Linked DNA regions of Homo sapiens: regions 2 and 3 are each linked to region 1. Evidence: chromatin contacts called from ENCODE Hi-C or POLR2A ChIA-PET data. All regions are on one chromosome and are shown on one strand. Each heading gives the region's core, a stretch centred on a gene start or an enhancer-like site at or near the end of the contact. The rest is flanking DNA. Distances are from core to core; before and after follow the strand shown. Region 1 holds the start of CDK20 (cyclin dependent kinase 20). Region 2 has its middle 41 kb from the start of SPATA31C2. Region 3 has its middle 59 kb from the start of SPATA31C2.

Region 1 (3,006 bases), core at 275-2,774:
GACTTTACAACAGATATGGCACACACAAATACACATTCACATATATAATATTTCCAAACAAAACCCAGATGACACAAAATTTTATAACATGCTTTTGTCATCCAATATATCATGCATATCTCCAGATCACAGAGACCCAACCCTGTTAACTCTCCAGGGAGTCAAATACATTCCCTATTTCGACATGGGTGAGAGAGAGCACCAAAAGAGTAATGACACTAGGGGTGAAAGATGCCCCTCTTCGTGTTCCAGCAGCCCCTCCCGGTACCCTATCACAGCACGAACCACACTAGGTGGGCCCTGTTGCCTCTGTCTCTTGTTAGCACACTTAAGTCCTCAGGAGCTGGGCTGGAGCTGGTTTCTCTGTGTCACCAGTGCCCAACACAGGGTAGAGCCTATGGGAGGTCCCAAGGGAAGAATGGACTCTCAATCAAACCTGGGCCAAACCCTCTACTGACTAACGGAGGGCCCAAGAGCTGGTGACATAACCTCCTCCTCTCACCTGAGAAACAGAGATCTGGAAACCTGCCTTGTACAGTAGTAAAGAGGTCTCAAAATGACAATGTATATAATGCCTGCAGAACACATCGGGAGCTCAATAGGTGCTAGTTACATTATAAATCACTACATGTTTTGAGAAAAAAAGTCGGTGAATGAATGAATACATTAAGAAATAAGTAGGCAAATGAGAGTGAATGTGTGAGAAATGAAAGAAATAGGTAAATAAAGGTGAACAAGTGGACAAAAAAGGGCAAAAGGGGGTAAGGAGGCAGATGAATGAGCAGTGTGTGTGAGTGACAGCGGGAGGAAATCCCTGAAAGCTGGTGAAGGCGTAGCTGGGAAAATGAAGGCACAAAGAAGTGGGAACGAGCGACTGAGGGTGAGAATACCATGCCCCCCCTCCCCTACTCACATACTGATTGTCCTCCATCTCCTGCAGAGCCTTAATCTCCCGCAGGGCCTGGTTAGGGAAGCCGTCCTCCAACCGCCTTAGGGCCACCTTCTTGAGGGCAACTATCTCGCCAGTCTGCAGGATAGAAGGCAGACACTGCCAGCCCACCCTCGGCTGGGAAAGAGAGATGAAGGTGGGTGAGGGGAAGGTGGTTGAGAGAGAGACACGCGCCCCCGGCTCGGCCAGAGGCCCTCCTCGGGGGTCTAGGACTAGCCTGGGACCCAGCCGCTGGGGTAGGGGACCAAGCCAGCTGTGCGGAGGGAAGCGCAACGGCCCAAAGTAGGTTTAGAATATGAGTAGGTTTTAAAAACTGTACTGGATGTAAAAAGGGAACCGAAACAGTTTAGAGCGTTAGCCGGAGGGTGGCGGGGGCACACCCCCGCCAGGCTGCCGGCCGCGGTCCAGCCTCACCTCCACGTGCTTGGCCTTGAAGACGATGCCGTGGGCGCCCTCCCCGATGCGGCCCAGGATGCAGTACTGGTCCATCCCGCTGCAGTCGTGGGCCTGTGCCCCTGTGCCCCTGAACTTCCAAACTCCACTTCTCCTCCACCCCACGCTGATCTGAGCTCGCACGCTGTTGCCTAGCAACAGCGCGGCAGCTGACCACTGGGGCGGTTCCTGTAGGCGACGTCACCAGGAGAACGGAAGCTGCGTCGAGTCAGGGGTGACAGCTCCGGGCCCCACTGCGCCTTTTCCTAGCCCTCCGCTGTCACGCAGCAGCAAGCTTAATCCCGCATAAAAAACGCATGCGCCGAGAGCGTGCCCGCAGCAGGGCCCACGGAACGATGACAGCAGGCACCTCCTATCTGCCCCCGCCCCCGGCGTCACGTGACTAGCTGCGCTGGTGCACGCAGCCGGGAGGGGCGGGCTCCTTCCCCTGGCAAGCCGGAAGCTCCGCACCTGTAAGTAGAGGTTCAGGCTTCGACCACGCGCAGGTGCTGTTTTCTAGCTCCGAAAGCCAGGCACTATTGATGCAGACAGACAGGTCCCGGGCTGCGTTGTGGAAAGAGGGTCTGTGGGTCCTCTTGTCTTAAAATGTCAGTTGGCTACGTGTACCCACAGATTTTTAAAAGGGCATACTCTGAGGGCCGGGCACGGTGGCTCACGCCTGTAATCCCAGCGCTTTGGGAGGCTGAGGCGGGCGGATCATCAGGTCAGGAGTTCGAGACCAGCCTGACCAACATGGTGAAACCCCGTCTCTATTGAAAATACAAAAAAAATTAGCCGGGCGTGGTGGCGTGCTCCTGTAATCCCAGCTACTCAGGAGGCTGAGGCAGAAGAATCGCTTGAACCCGGGAGGCAGAGGTTACAGTGAGCCGAGATTGCGCCACCGTACTCCAGCCTGGGTGACAGAGCGAGACTCTGTCTCAAAAACTAAAACTAAAAATAAAATAAAAGGGCATACTCTGACCCAGACAGGACAGAGTAGGCCTTAAACTTCTGAAAGGATGCTCAACTTCACATACAATAAACAAATGCAAACTAAAGTTACAGTTTTTCACATATTGGATGGCTAAAGATCTCAGGTCTAATAGTTCATTGACCAAGCTACGGGAAAACAAGCACTTTCATACATTGCTGGTGGCAGTATAATTTGACGATGTTGATCAAATCACAAATGCACAGACCCTCAGACTCAGCAAAGCCACTTCTAGCAATTTCCCCAATAGACACCTTTTACACATGTGAAATGACATGTACAAAGTTATTCCATTGCAACGTTGTTTCAACGGCAAACTATTGGAAACAACACAGATGTCCATCATTGTGGTGCCTCCTTCAAATGAGGTATTAAATCTTTTTATGTACAGCAATGGGAAGATTTCTAAAATAGGTTGTTAAATGAAAAAGGCAAGATGCAGGACAGAATGCATAGAGTACCACTGGCTGTGTAAACAAAAGGAGAAAAGAATATAAATAATGCTTGTACATCCATTACAAGATATCTGGAAAGATACACAAGATTTCCTGAGTGTGGTTACCTGGTGGAAGAGGGACTGGGAGGACAGGGGGACAGAATAGGAGGCAGACTTTTCACTGGGTCTCTTTACATT
Region 2 (3,026 bases), core at 168-2,667, 200 kb after region 1:
AGCGTAGCCATGCCCGTGAGAACAAGTCAGGCACAACGGAGGCTGGGTTTCTTATTTTAGGGATGTTTCTTTCTCTTTCTTTCTTTCTATTTCTTTCTTTCTTTCTTTCTTTCTTTCTTTCTTTCTTTCTTTCTTTCTTTCTTTCTTTCTTTCCTTTCTTTCTTTCTTTCTTCTTTCTTTCTTTCTTTCTGTCTTTTTTTTTTGAGACGGAGTCTCTCTTTCGCCCAGGCTGGAGTTCAGTGGCGCGATCTCGGCTCACTGCAAGCTCCGCCTCCCGGGTTCACGCCATTCTCCTGCCTCAGCCTCCCGAGTAGCGGGGACTACAGGCGCCGGCCACCACACCCGGCTGATATTTTGTATTTTTTAGTAGAGACAGGGTTTCACCGTGTTAGCCAGGATGGTCTCGATCTCCTGACCTCCTGATCTGCCTGCCTCATCCTCCCAAAGTGCTGGGATTACAGGTGTGAGCCACCGCGCCCAGCCCGGATGTTTCTTTAATAAGGGGGTGGAATGCTCATTAGGTATTCTGGAAAAGGAGGGGATTTCAGGGACTCCTCCCCGCTCCTGTTATTGCCTCCTTTCTCCCTTATTTGGGTTTACCTGGAAGAGTCATGGACATGTCACCCTGACCAGGGTTTTGGTCATTTTCTCTGCCTTATTTTGGGCTTTCTCTACCCTGTGGATTATTTGCCTAGCCCCTGCTTCAGGGGTTCTTTGGGTTTGTCCATACTCCTGCAACTACCCGTGCTATTCCTATCTCCTTAGAGGAGGAGAGATTGACGATATCGAAGAGAAATTACTCTGCTCTGTGGATCTCATTGGCACAGGTTCCTGCTGAAGTCTGAGGGGAAAAGGGGATTCTGGAAGGCGGAGAAATGGATGGATCCTGTGGAGAGGCCAGACAGCTTCCGAGCAGCTGAGAAAGAAGGAAGTCAGCCAAGGTCTGAAAGAAGAGAGATAGATGCTGGAGAGCATTTAAATGAAAAGAATTTAACCAGAAGTATCGGCAGAAGTAAAAGAAAAGCCATGTTGGGGGAACCTAAAGATTAGCCACAAAGGTTAAGGGAAAGGAGGGAGGAGAGGAGACGTTACTGCAGCCTGTGAAGGCCAGAGCAAGAGGCGTGGCCGTGGAAAGTGCAGGAAGTATGGCTATGGAGAGTGCTGGGGTGTGGCTGTGGTGGGTGCAGGAAGCGTGGCTGTGGAGCGGGTGTGGTTATGGACGGAGTGTGGCTGTGGAGGGGGTGTGACTGTGGAGGGTGCTGAGTGTGGCTGTGGTGGGTGCTGGGGGTGTGGCTGTGGTAGGGGAGGTGTGGCTATTGGATAGTCACAGCTGTGGTGGGTGCAGGGGGCAAGGCTGTGGTGTAGGAAGTGTAGTGTGGCTATTGAATGGGGTGTATAGCAGTGGTGAATACAGGAGGCATGGCCTTGGTGGGTACAGGAGGCATGGCTATAACACAGGAGGCATGGCCTTGGTGGGTGCAGGAAGCATAGCTGTGATGCAAGAAGCATGGCCTTGGTGAGTGCTGGAGTATGTTCTCTAAAGACACTGTGAACACTATTAGCCCATACTGAACCACTGCTCCTGGAGAAATACAGGGTTAGCTTCCACGCCTCTGATCACTACATTTTTGTCATCCAACCAATACATATTTTTGTTTTATGTGTTTTTATCTACAGACACCTTGTTTAATATACGTTTCTTACCAATAGTTAACTGTATGTATTATTCTTTATAATAAAACTCAAGCTGGGAAGAGTTTTGCGTTTTCCTGACCTTGGGTAATGTGACTAAAAATTTATTTGGCTGTCAGCCTCACAACAATGCTGTCCACTAAACTTTTTTTTTTTTAGATGGAGTCTCGCTCTGTCGCTCAGGCTGGGGTGCAGTGGTGCAATCTTGGCTCACTGCAACCTCCACCTCCCGGGTTCAAGAGATTCTCCTGCCTCAGCCTCTTGAGTAGCTGGGATTACGCGCACCAACACGCCCGGCTAATTTTTGTATTTTTAGTAGAGATGAGGTTTCACCATGTTGGTCAGGCTGGTCGCGAACTCCTGACGTCGTGATCCGCCTGCCTCAGCCTCCCAAAGTGCTGGGATTACAGGCGAGCCACCGCGCCTGGCCAGTCCACCAAACTTTTAATGTCATCTCATGAATCCACAAATTTCACTGGTTTTTTTTCTTCTTCTTGTTTTTCCATAACTTTACCAGGTACTATAGATGTTACTTGGGCACTTTTCAGAGTGGCCTCACATCTGCGTCAATGACTTTCCTCTTCCTCCTTCTGGATGTAACATATTGTTGACTCATTGCTGTTGAACTTACTGTCAACAGCACTGTAACTCATGCCTGAGCCAAGCTTGTCTAACAGGTATATTTTCTCTGTAAAGCACATCACAGCCTTTCTGCACTTAGGAACATTAGACAGCACTTCAGCAGTACACTTGGGGGCCATTTTAAACAATTAAATCACTGATAGGCTCCGCTCCGCTCAGGGCGGCCCCAGACACGGGTTTCCCATGGCAGCACCACGGCACGCCCGGCGCACCTGCTGCCCCGAACCCCTGGCTCCAGGGGGCAATGAGGGGGCAGTGGAAGGGGCACTACTCCTCGGGCATTGCCTAGAGAAGCGAGACCGTCCCGCCCTCCCGCTGGCCCTCCTTCTCTCCCGCCCGGGGCCCGCGCAATTCTCCGCCAGAGGGACAGTCGGCCTCATATGTTAAGACCTCTGATCACTAGATCCCCTGCATCTCCACTGAACAACCAAGGCACCCCTACTCCGGCACAACTCACAAAATCCAATGCGCATGTCCACACTGATGTGGGCAGCCACATGTACACCAGCAGCCTGGCCACCCTCACCAAATACCCTGTATCCAGAATCAGAAGACTTTGTGATGGTACAGAGCCCATAGTTTTGGACAGTCTCAAACAGCACTATTTCACTGACAGAGATGGACAGATGTTCAGATATATCTTGAATTTTCTACGAACATCCAAACTCCTCATTCTTGATGATTTCAAGGAC
Region 3 (2,948 bases), core at 183-2,682, 220 kb after region 1:
AACTGTAGAAATAGCTGCAGAAACTATGGGCTGATAAGACCCTAAAAGCCAGGGTGCGGACTAAGCTGGGTGAGACTAACCGGACTCAATGTGGCACTGGATTTGACCTAGGTTTCACCTAGAACCTCATTATACGCTCATTAGCATACAAATCACACACCCACCAGCACCATGACAGTTCCAGGAACATCCATATTTGGTGTGAAAATGAGTAGCACTAGAGTTCCAGAACATCTCCACCTTTTTCCAGGAATCTTCATGAATATTCCATCCCTTAGTTAAAGAAACCCACAAAGGCAGCCCCTCCAAACCCCTTTGCATGTGACTGTCTCTTGAGTACACCTGCACTCCCCTTTCTTGAGTGTGTACTTTTCACTTTGCAATACATTTCCGTACTTGGACTATTTTCTGACTCAGCCTTGAATTTATTCTCACTGGGGTGGAGGTCCCACTAGCAACTGGGGACTTCCCGCAGCCCACTGATGTCAGTTACAGAAAGAATGGGAGCTTGGATCCTGGTAAAACAGGTTATGGGAGTGGAGAGAAGAATTCCATTGAGGGGCAATAAATGATTACTAGAATGAATGACTGTATGGGAAACAGAAATTAACTTGTAAATAGTTCTCTTTGGAATTTAAATGATCCCTGGAGCAAGTTATTATCTTCTTTTCTGTAATGGATAAGGAGATAACAGGGAAGACAGCAAGAATAATTGTTCTCCTTGGTGAGTCTGTCCTACCTGTATGTATAGATAGGAGAAAACCAGTGCTTATTGATCTCTAAGGGTTTTTAATTTAAAATACTCATTATACCAGGGACCTGTATTTTGGAGTGAAATACTTTGAAACAACCAAAGGCAGAGAGATAGTCCCAAATTATCGATGAGAAGATTAAGTAAAGTGGGCAGAAGAGAAAAAGATTATATGTCTATAATACTGCTACCCTTCCATTACTTCTCACATCGGGCAGAATTAAGATATTTCCCAAGACTGAGACACTCATGGAAGGCAGCCAGCCGTCACCACAAATCTTCATAAGCTCACTGCAGCTTTCCTGCTGCTACACACAGGCACATTCTCTCCCCCTCTTCTTTTTTTTCCTTCCTTCCTTCCTTCCTTCCTCCCTCCCTCCCTCCCTACCTCTCTTCCTCCCTTCCTTCCTTCCTTTCTTCTTTCCTTCCTTTGCTGAGTCAAACTCAATTGTGTGTTACTTCTACAAACATTTTGTTATAAATATTTTCAAACATACACAAAAATAAAGGAAGTATAAAATGAATCTTCACGTATTTATTACCCAGTTTCAAGTATAAACATTTTGCCAATCTTGTTTTATCTACTCTCCACCCCTTCCTCTCCTCACCACTCAATGTTTCTCTGGATCATTTTAAGGCAAATTCCAGGTTTTCAGTCTTAAATGTATCACGTCTGTCTAAAAATAAGCACTTAAAAAAAACCTAATCACAGCACATTATCATACTTTCCCAAATTAATATTTCTTGATTTCATCTAATACCCAGTTTGTTTTAAAATTTTCTCAAAAATAACTTTATGCAGTTGGTGTGTTCAAATAGGCTCTATGCAAAGTCTACATCGTGCATTTGATAAATCTCTTAAGCTCTTTCAATATGTGATACTTCCCCTTCTTCTTTCTGGCTTTCAGGCCATATGTTTGGTCTGCTCAATTTTCCACAGTCTGGATCTTGATGAATTGCATTCTTATGGTGTAACTAACACATTCTTTTGCTTCTTGTATTTCCTGTAAGCTGATGTTTACATTTAGAGGCTTGTTTAGACGCAGGTTTGAATTTTTTTAGCATGAAAGTTCCAGTTGCACTGCAGAATGTCTGGTGATCCCAGGTTTAGCACTTTTGAGGTTGATCAGTTAAAAAGTAGCTGTTTGGGAGGCAAAGGGCACATGTTAGTCGCCTTTGCATGCCCATTGTCAAGCACAGCATTGTGCCTAGAGCAATCCCTGGCAATGTTTACTGAGTTGAAGCAGTTGATGAAACCCAGATTTGTGAGACTTCAGATACAAATCTTCTATTCTCAGCTGAGATGCCTAAACTTTATTAATTCACATCTGTATGTTGTAAAAGTTCTATTTTATTTTACGACCTTAGCCAGTTTTGACCAGTTCACCTTGGCTGCGGTTGTTTCTGTTTCATCTTTTTCTCATAAATAGTGTCAACCTTAAATAATGAGATTCAGAAAATATGACTAAGGATAGAGTTTATTCGAGTGCAAAGCTTGAGGATAGCCACTCATGAAGCGTCAGCTCCAAATGAATATGGTCAGCATTCCCAAGTGGAGAAGTTAAGGTTTCACTTTTACAGACAGAGACAAAGACATTTTCAGAGGATTACAACATTTTCTATAGGAGACCAGTGCATACATTAAAGCAATTTGATTGGTCACAGATTGCTACGTGCCAAGGAAGATTACTTTATTACTCAATGAGGAGGGATGGTGATCTGAGGAGGTCTTCTCTCTCGTGCTGTTTGGTCTTCTTAATTATTCACAGGGGGAAAAAAAGGCGGAAGTTGCCGCTGCACGTGACTCAGGCTGCATAGCCACATTTGTCTCAAGGCTCAGAATAACTTAAAGTTCCAACAACTTGAAGTTTGAATTATTTAATTTCACAATAGAAATTAAAACAAAGATTTTAACGTTTCTTAATAAGAAGAAGCCATCTTCATGCGAATTGTGAAATTTTTAAATTAAATATATTTTTAAAGTTAGTAATTTACTCAAGCGTTGTTTAGACATTGTTTTAGAAACTGGTATCTTGAGTGTCTATGCTTGTCATCTTTCATGATGAATGGTCCCTGTTTATTTGCAAAACTTGCCAATCTGCCAAAGCTTTATTTGCTGGGAAGTTAGCATGTCTGGGAAAGTAACACTTTCTTTTTGCTTTAGTAACGTATAAATATTTTTAAAAAAGGATATACA

The links. Hi-C counts contacts between places; a loop is a spot of excess contacts on that map. ChIA-PET counts read pairs that join two places held with the same protein, here RNA polymerase II (POLR2A). Pooled maps may share reads with other maps.
Region 2: a map of PC-9 shows a loop between it and region 1 (2.0-fold over the local background). The contact joins the enhancer-like site here to the promoter of CDK20 in region 1. A Hi-C loop is called at or near these places in 2 of 168 maps with a recorded cell type or tissue (PC-9 and naive thymus-derived CD4-positive, alpha-beta T cell) and 5 of 50 pooled maps. POLR2A ChIA-PET finds 5 or more read pairs at or near these places in 1 of 52 experiments (CD4-positive, alpha-beta T cell).
Region 3: a pooled map shows a loop between it and region 1 (2.0-fold over the local background). The contact joins the enhancer-like site here to the promoter of CDK20 in region 1. A Hi-C loop is called at or near these places in 1 of 50 pooled maps. POLR2A ChIA-PET finds 5 or more read pairs at or near these places in 2 of 52 experiments (RWPE1 and activated CD4-positive, alpha-beta T cell).

What each region holds. Positions count from the first base shown.
Region 1 is chr9:87,973,009-87,976,014 of GRCh38, forward strand. It overlaps CDK20 (cyclin dependent kinase 20), which reads right to left and starts at 1,525. Exons shown (of 8, transcript NM_001039803.3): 1 at 1,364-1,525; 2 at 914-1,027. The coding sequence starts at 1,438. It overlaps LOC105376131 (a long non-coding RNA gene), which reads left to right and starts at 1,627. Exons shown (of 3, transcript XR_930088.2): 1 at 1,627-1,854.
Region 2 is chr9:88,177,959-88,180,984 of GRCh38, forward strand. It overlaps the pseudogene LOC389768. Among named protein-coding and RNA genes, the nearest start is that of SPATA31C2, 41 kb to the left of the region's middle. RefSeq lists enhancers at 1,928-2,520, 2,521-3,026. Within about 2 kb of position 1,418, at least 2 of the 41 ENCODE cell types and tissues checked have a DNase peak (open chromatin) inside an H3K27ac peak, as active enhancers do.
Region 3 is chr9:88,196,178-88,199,125 of GRCh38, forward strand. No RefSeq gene overlaps it. Among named protein-coding and RNA genes, the nearest start is that of SPATA31C2, 59 kb to the left of the region's middle. Within about 2 kb of position 1,433, at least 8 of the 41 ENCODE cell types and tissues checked have a DNase peak (open chromatin) inside an H3K27ac peak, as active enhancers do.